2 separate regions of the Homo sapiens genome follow, and region 1 is linked to region 2. A link is a loop called in an ENCODE intact Hi-C map of the cell type or tissue named here. Cell type or tissue: tibial artery. All regions are shown on one strand. Links, peaks and the distances in the headings refer to the core of each region. The heading gives the core; the rest is flanking DNA. Region 1 overlaps NEK4 (NIMA related kinase 4). Region 2 overlaps SFMBT1 (Scm like with four mbt domains 1).

Region 1 (2,919 bases), core at 323-2,822, 190 kb before region 2:
AAAAATAAACAGAGCATCAGTGAGCTGTGGCACATATTTAAGGAGCCTAATATACATGTAATTGGAATCCCTAAGAGGGCAGGAAGAAGTCCAAAAAAAAAATGTGAAGAAATAATGGCCAGGCGGGGCGTGGTGGCTCACGCCTGTAATCCCAGCACTTTGGGAGGCCGAGGTGGGCAGATCACGAGGTCAGGAGATCGAGACCATCCTGGCTAACACGGTGAAACGCCATCTCTACTAAAAAAATACAAAAAACTAGCCGGGCATGGTGGCGGACGCCTGTGGTCCCAGCTACTTGGGAGGCTGAGTCAGGAGAACGGTGTGAACCCGGGAGGCGGAGCTTGCAGTGAGCGGAGATTGTGCCACTGCACTCCAGCCTGGGCAACAAGAGCGAAACTCCGTCTCAAAAAAAAAAAAAAAAAAAAAAGAAGAGACACTTTTAGCTCCAGCATATGCCACAAACCATTTATAATTTTATCAGTGGGAATACTAGAGATCTAAATACTACTGAAAATGCACATTTAATATTCATTAAAACAGAAATAGTTTATAAAGGGAGACAGAAAAACAAGAACTTACCCTTCCCCGTAATCCCCATCTGACTTATCAGTTGAACTTGTAGAAGAACTTAACTCATCCTCAGACAGACAATGAATCTGTTTCCTTTCCTATTAAATGTTTGGAAGAATTAAAATTCTACATGACAACACAACCAGAATGTGATACTTGAACCAGTCTTAGATGCAACAACTAGACACAATACGTTCCTAGGTGCAATATAACAGGAGAATCTAACAAATACAAAAATTGTTCCCATATGATTTGTGGCAAAAAGAAAAAAACATTGAAGTGATTTTACCCGTGATATCCCAGTTCACTCATAAAGTCCACAAGAATAACTGAAGAACATCAGATGAAGTTTTTTATTTTGTTTGTTTTTTTTTTGTTTTGATTTTTGTGTTTTTTTGAGACAGAGTCTTGCTCTGTCGCCAGGCTAGAGTGCAGTGGCACGATCTCGGCTCACAGCAACTTCCGACTCTCTGGTTCAAGTGATTTTCCTGCCTCAGCCTCCCGAGTAGCTGGGATTACAGGCACGTGCCGCAACGCCCAGCTAATTTTTGTATTTTTAGTAGAGACAGGGTTTCACCATGTTGGCCAGGCTGGTCTCCAACTCTTGACCTCATGATCCGCCTGCCTCAGCCTCCCAAAGTGCCGGGATTACAGGCATGAGCTACCGCGCCTGCCCAAGGTGAAGTTTTACAAAGGTCCTGGAGAGTCTCAGCTGTGAAGAAATTTCCAGAGGACAGTGGATGGCTAGTTCTGGTTTATCAACTCCTAAGCAGAAGGCTTGTTCTATAGGAATGTTGGCATTTTAAATTACCTAGGCAAACTCAGCTTGTCTTTTTTTTTTTCTTTTTTTTGGATACAGGGGTGTCACTATGTTGTCCAGGCTGGCCACAAACTCCTGGGCTCAAGCAATCCTCCTTCCTTGGCCTCCCAAGTAGCTGAGATAACACCCACAAGCCACCATGCCCAGCTTCAGCTTGCTCTTAATGTGAGACTGTTAAAGTGCTTTAAAGGATCACCTAAAAATACACATAAACCTTACAACTCTGAGATATGGAAGGCAGCCTCTATTAGTGAAATAACTAAATGATATAGTTAAAGAAATAATACATCCAATACTTTCAAAGAACAGGAAGAATTCCCAGAGTATTATACAGAGAGGTGAACATGGGTTAGAAACCTAGTAATTACCCATTTAGCCACCAGATGGTGTCCCTACATCATCTACAGGCAAGAAGGTAAACTACATTGACACAAATAAGAAACTGAGGAATGATTAGCAAGTGAGACTCAAATCTGGCGACACAGATGGGTATGTTGGTATCACAGCAGATTGAGCAAAGTGCTGCCTAGTGCAAGCCCTTAGAAAGTTCTGTTATTTATTTACTTATTTATTTATTTATATTTTTGAGACAGAGTCTTGCTCTGTCACCTAGGCTAAAGCACAGTGGTGTGAACACAACTCACTGTAGCCTCAACCTCTTGGGCTCAAGTGATCCTTCCACCTCAGCCTCCCGAGTGGCTGGGACTACAGGTGTGCGCCACCTTGCCAGGTAATTTTTTTTTCTTAGAGACAGGGTCCAACTATATTGCCCAGATTGATCTCAAACTCCTGGGCTAAAGCAATCTTCTCACCTTGGCCTCCCAAAGTGCTAGTATTATAAGCGTGAGCCACTGCATCAGGCCAGGAAGTCCTGTTAAGACCAACCTATGAAATATTTTTAATTAGGCTATCAATTGTTTACAAGAGTACCTGAAAAATTTATTCCCTTAATGGGTCAATCATAATCCTTTTGACTATTATTTACCAGTTCCTTTCTTTATCAAGAGTGAAAAGATATAACAAGCTGGCCCTGTCCCAAAAATAAATGGAGCTGACATTTAAAAGGTTTACTGCATTAGGCCTGCCAGATGTAGACTGTCCACCTTCTCTCTTAGGAGTACGTAATGCACCTGAGTGACGCTGCAGTCAGAGGAGAGCCGTCGGGCAGGCAAGGGCTGGTCTTCTTCCTGGGGTTTTCCTGGCCCTGCTACACTCAGAGACGCTTTCCTCACTGAAGGGCCTGAAAAGGCAAACATCCCCAGTAGTTGTTTGTGGTGGGCTGCCCCAGTTGAAAAGGGCTTTGTATTTGGTATGGAACATACCCCAGCAGGAGCTAGCCCAAAAGTAAGTCAAACAGCATATTTATCATTTCTCTGGTGTCTGACACCTCAGTTGAAATCTTAGCTCTAGGTCCACCAGCTCTGTGACCTTGGGCAAGTTACTTAACTCCTCAGAGCCTCTGTTTCCTTAGCTGCAAAATGAGGATAATGCTGCATATTTTGGCAGTACTGTAAATGTGAAATGAGATA
Region 2 (2,919 bases), core at 231-2,730:
AACTCTTCCTCATGTTTTATAGTATTTTATGATATTTTACATTGTAAATGGGCAATAATTTATCCAGTTACCTACAGATAGTATTTCAGTTGTTTCTGGTTTTTTATTGATGTCACAACAATGTTCAAATGAACAGAGTAAAAGCTTTTGATTACAGTGATGGAAAGGAAAAGTTTAACTCTCACTATCTAGAAGTATATTAAAAACTACAATAAAGAAAAGAAATTCATTATCAAGTTATCACTTAATCATTTCTAATACACAACCTTACATTTTTTTCCTAGTAAAAACTGCTCTGTGACACTTACATATCCAGATATGCAAAGGGACATATGAAAAAGTGGAGGAAAAGATTTAGAGCTAAAAGTCAGCATGGCAGAGTCATGGTCAAAAAAGAGTAGAATAGTTTATCAATTCATCCATTCATTAAAATGTTACTGAGTTTTTAGTATGTATAAGGCCCTGGCTAAGCATAAATAAATGAGTCAGAGTATAAAAAATAAAAACCAGTTTGAAATAGAGTATTCACCAATCAAAATTTAAAAGGGAATGTGAATGGATGACAGAAGTAAATGTAACCATAAAACTCTTAGAAAATACAGGAGTAAATCTTCTTGACCTTGGGTTAAGCAAAGCCTTCTTAGATATGATACCAAAAGCACAAGCAACAAAAGAAAAAAAGATAATCTGGATTATATCAAAATAAAAAATGTTTACGCTGCAAACAATAAAAAGACAAACCATAGAATGGGAAAACATATTTTCAATATTTTGAAATGCATGTATATTTTGAATGCATAATACATTCAACTCAATAATAAAAAGACAACCCAATTTAAAAATGGGCAAAGAAATGTCTCCAAAAAGGATACAGAAATGGCCCATAAGCACAAAAAAACATACTCAACATCAACAGTCATTACAGAAATGTAAATCAAAATGAGATGCCACTTCATACCCACTTAGTCAGCTATAATAAAAAAGATAACAAGTGTTGGCAAGGAAGTAGAGGGATGGGAACCTTCATACATTGCATTTCACATATGCCACAAATAATTTTACCAGTATGACAGAAAGTGACAAGATATAACTTAGAAATGTCATAACCAATAAATCCATTTCACAAAATCAAGAGATCTATATTCACTAACAAGCTTAAAGGCCACACTAATTTAAAAGGACTGCTGAAAAGCAGGTGGAAGGCAGAAGTGCAATAGATCCAATGTGTTCCAAGCAAAAAAAAAAAAAAAAAAGGGTGGGTTGGGGGGACTCCAAGTCACCTGGTGTGGGAGTTACAAATGTCCACCCTCAAGCAGAATCGACCTCTGCTCAGTTTCAGAGTGAAAGCCCTCAGAAGGTCCTATTTTCCAACTGTATAAAAGAATCTGGGAAATTAGATTTTTTATGTGTTAGCAACTAATTCAGAAAATATTTAGGCACTAAGCAAGCCACCAGTTTGCAACCTCTGAGGGTAAGTTTAAACTTCCCAATACCTATGCCTATGTCTCTAATAATAACGTTTATTTTCTTCAGAGTGGTAAATAAGCAACCGATTTTAAGATTCTTTGAAAGATCAGATGGGTTTTCCATGCTGATGTGGCATGTAGTAATACTCACGCCCTCTAGCAGCGGAACAGGAGGACTACATGCTCCTATCAGGGTCTGCCGCAGAAACTCATCCCAGTCAGATACTTTATCTCTGATGCCTAGATGAGGGAATAAATGACTGATTACTCAAAATGCCAGCCACAGAATGCAGAGAAACCGAAATCAGTGGAGATGGTTTAAAGGTATTTCACATTTTAAGATCTAAGAGTCCAACATACTGCTTGAGAGCTTGAAAAGATAAAACAAAATAAAACCAAAAATGCTTCTCTAGATGGAGCTACTTTCTGGTTAGTTTATTAAGAGTTGTATACAAAACAAAGAGAATAGTCCCAACTACCTATTCCTATAATTTTACCCAGAAGGTACCTTACTTTATTTTTTATGATGGAAACTTTCAAACATACAAAAAGAAAAATGATCTAATGAATCCTAAGTGCCCTGGCGTCAACAACTGTCACCTCATGGCCAATCTGTTTCATCTAAACCAGGATTTACAAGCTACAACTCGAGGGCTTAATCCAGCCTGCTGTCTGTTTTTGTTAATAAAGTTTTACTGGAACATGGCCATACCCATTTGTTTACATATTGTCTGTGGCTGCTTTCACACTACAAAGGTAGGGTTTTAGCAGCTTTGACAGAGATTGTATGACTAGTAAAGCCTAAAATATTTACTATCTTGCCCTTTACAGATAATTTGCCAATGCCTGGCTTATACCCTCACACTCCACCCATGCCCAACCAAGGATCAGTTAGAAGACAATTCCAGATAGCATATAATTTCATCCATATATATATTTTAGTACATATTTCTAAAAGAAAATATTTTCTTACAAAACCACAATAACAACATCATACCTTTAAAAAATTAACAATAATTCCTTAATATCAAATATCCAGTCTATGTTCAAACTTCCCCAATTGTCTCATAAACAGTTTTGTCAATTTGTTTGATTACATCAGGACCCAAGTGAGACGCACGCATTGCAAATGTCTCCTTGATTTCTTTTCATCAGTAGGTTTCTTCTCCTTCCTCCCCTCCCGTGTCCCTACTCTCTCTTTTTTTACTCCACATTTATTGAGACCTGGCCTTTGTTCTCTATGGAGTTTTTTAGAGTCTGATTTCATTGGTTACGTCCCTGTGGTGACCAGTTGTTCTACTGTTCCCTGTATTTGCCATAAATCAGTATTTAGAGCTAGAAGCTTGATCAAATTCAGGTTAGACTTTGCGGGGTGGTGAGGGTGAAAGAATACTTCACAAGTGGAATAAGTTATACCCTTCCCTCAAGAGCATGAAGAGGCACATATGGTCTG

Evidence for each region. A loop is a pair of places that touch in the nucleus more often than their neighbours do. Peaks named below come from ENCODE experiments on the same cell type or tissue, not always from the same donor. Only the 100,000 strongest peaks of a DNase experiment are listed, where the experiment ranks them.
Region 1: a loop joins it to region 2, with 4 times the contacts of the local background. A loop is called at or near these places in 47 of 110 quality-filtered maps.

Annotation. Positions count from the first base shown.
Region 1 is chr3:52,740,832-52,743,750 of GRCh38, forward strand. It overlaps NEK4 (NIMA related kinase 4), which reads right to left. Exons shown (of 16, transcript NM_003157.6): 12 at 2,521-2,630; 13 at 580-668. Among named protein-coding and RNA genes, the nearest start is that of NEK4, 29 kb to the right of the region's middle. In tibial artery, for the core only: a CTCF peak has its summit at 1,776 (motif pointing right); no DNase peak of the experiment used is centred there.
Region 2 is chr3:52,933,196-52,936,114 of GRCh38, forward strand. It overlaps SFMBT1 (Scm like with four mbt domains 1), which reads right to left. Exons shown (of 21, transcript NM_016329.4): 5 at 1,618-1,706. Among named protein-coding and RNA genes, the nearest start is that of STIMATE-MUSTN1, 37 kb to the left of the region's middle. RefSeq lists an enhancer at 264-433 and a silencer at 1,538-1,832. In tibial artery, for the core only: a CTCF peak has its summit at 1,641; no DNase peak of the experiment used is centred there; H3K27ac peaks cover 273 bases.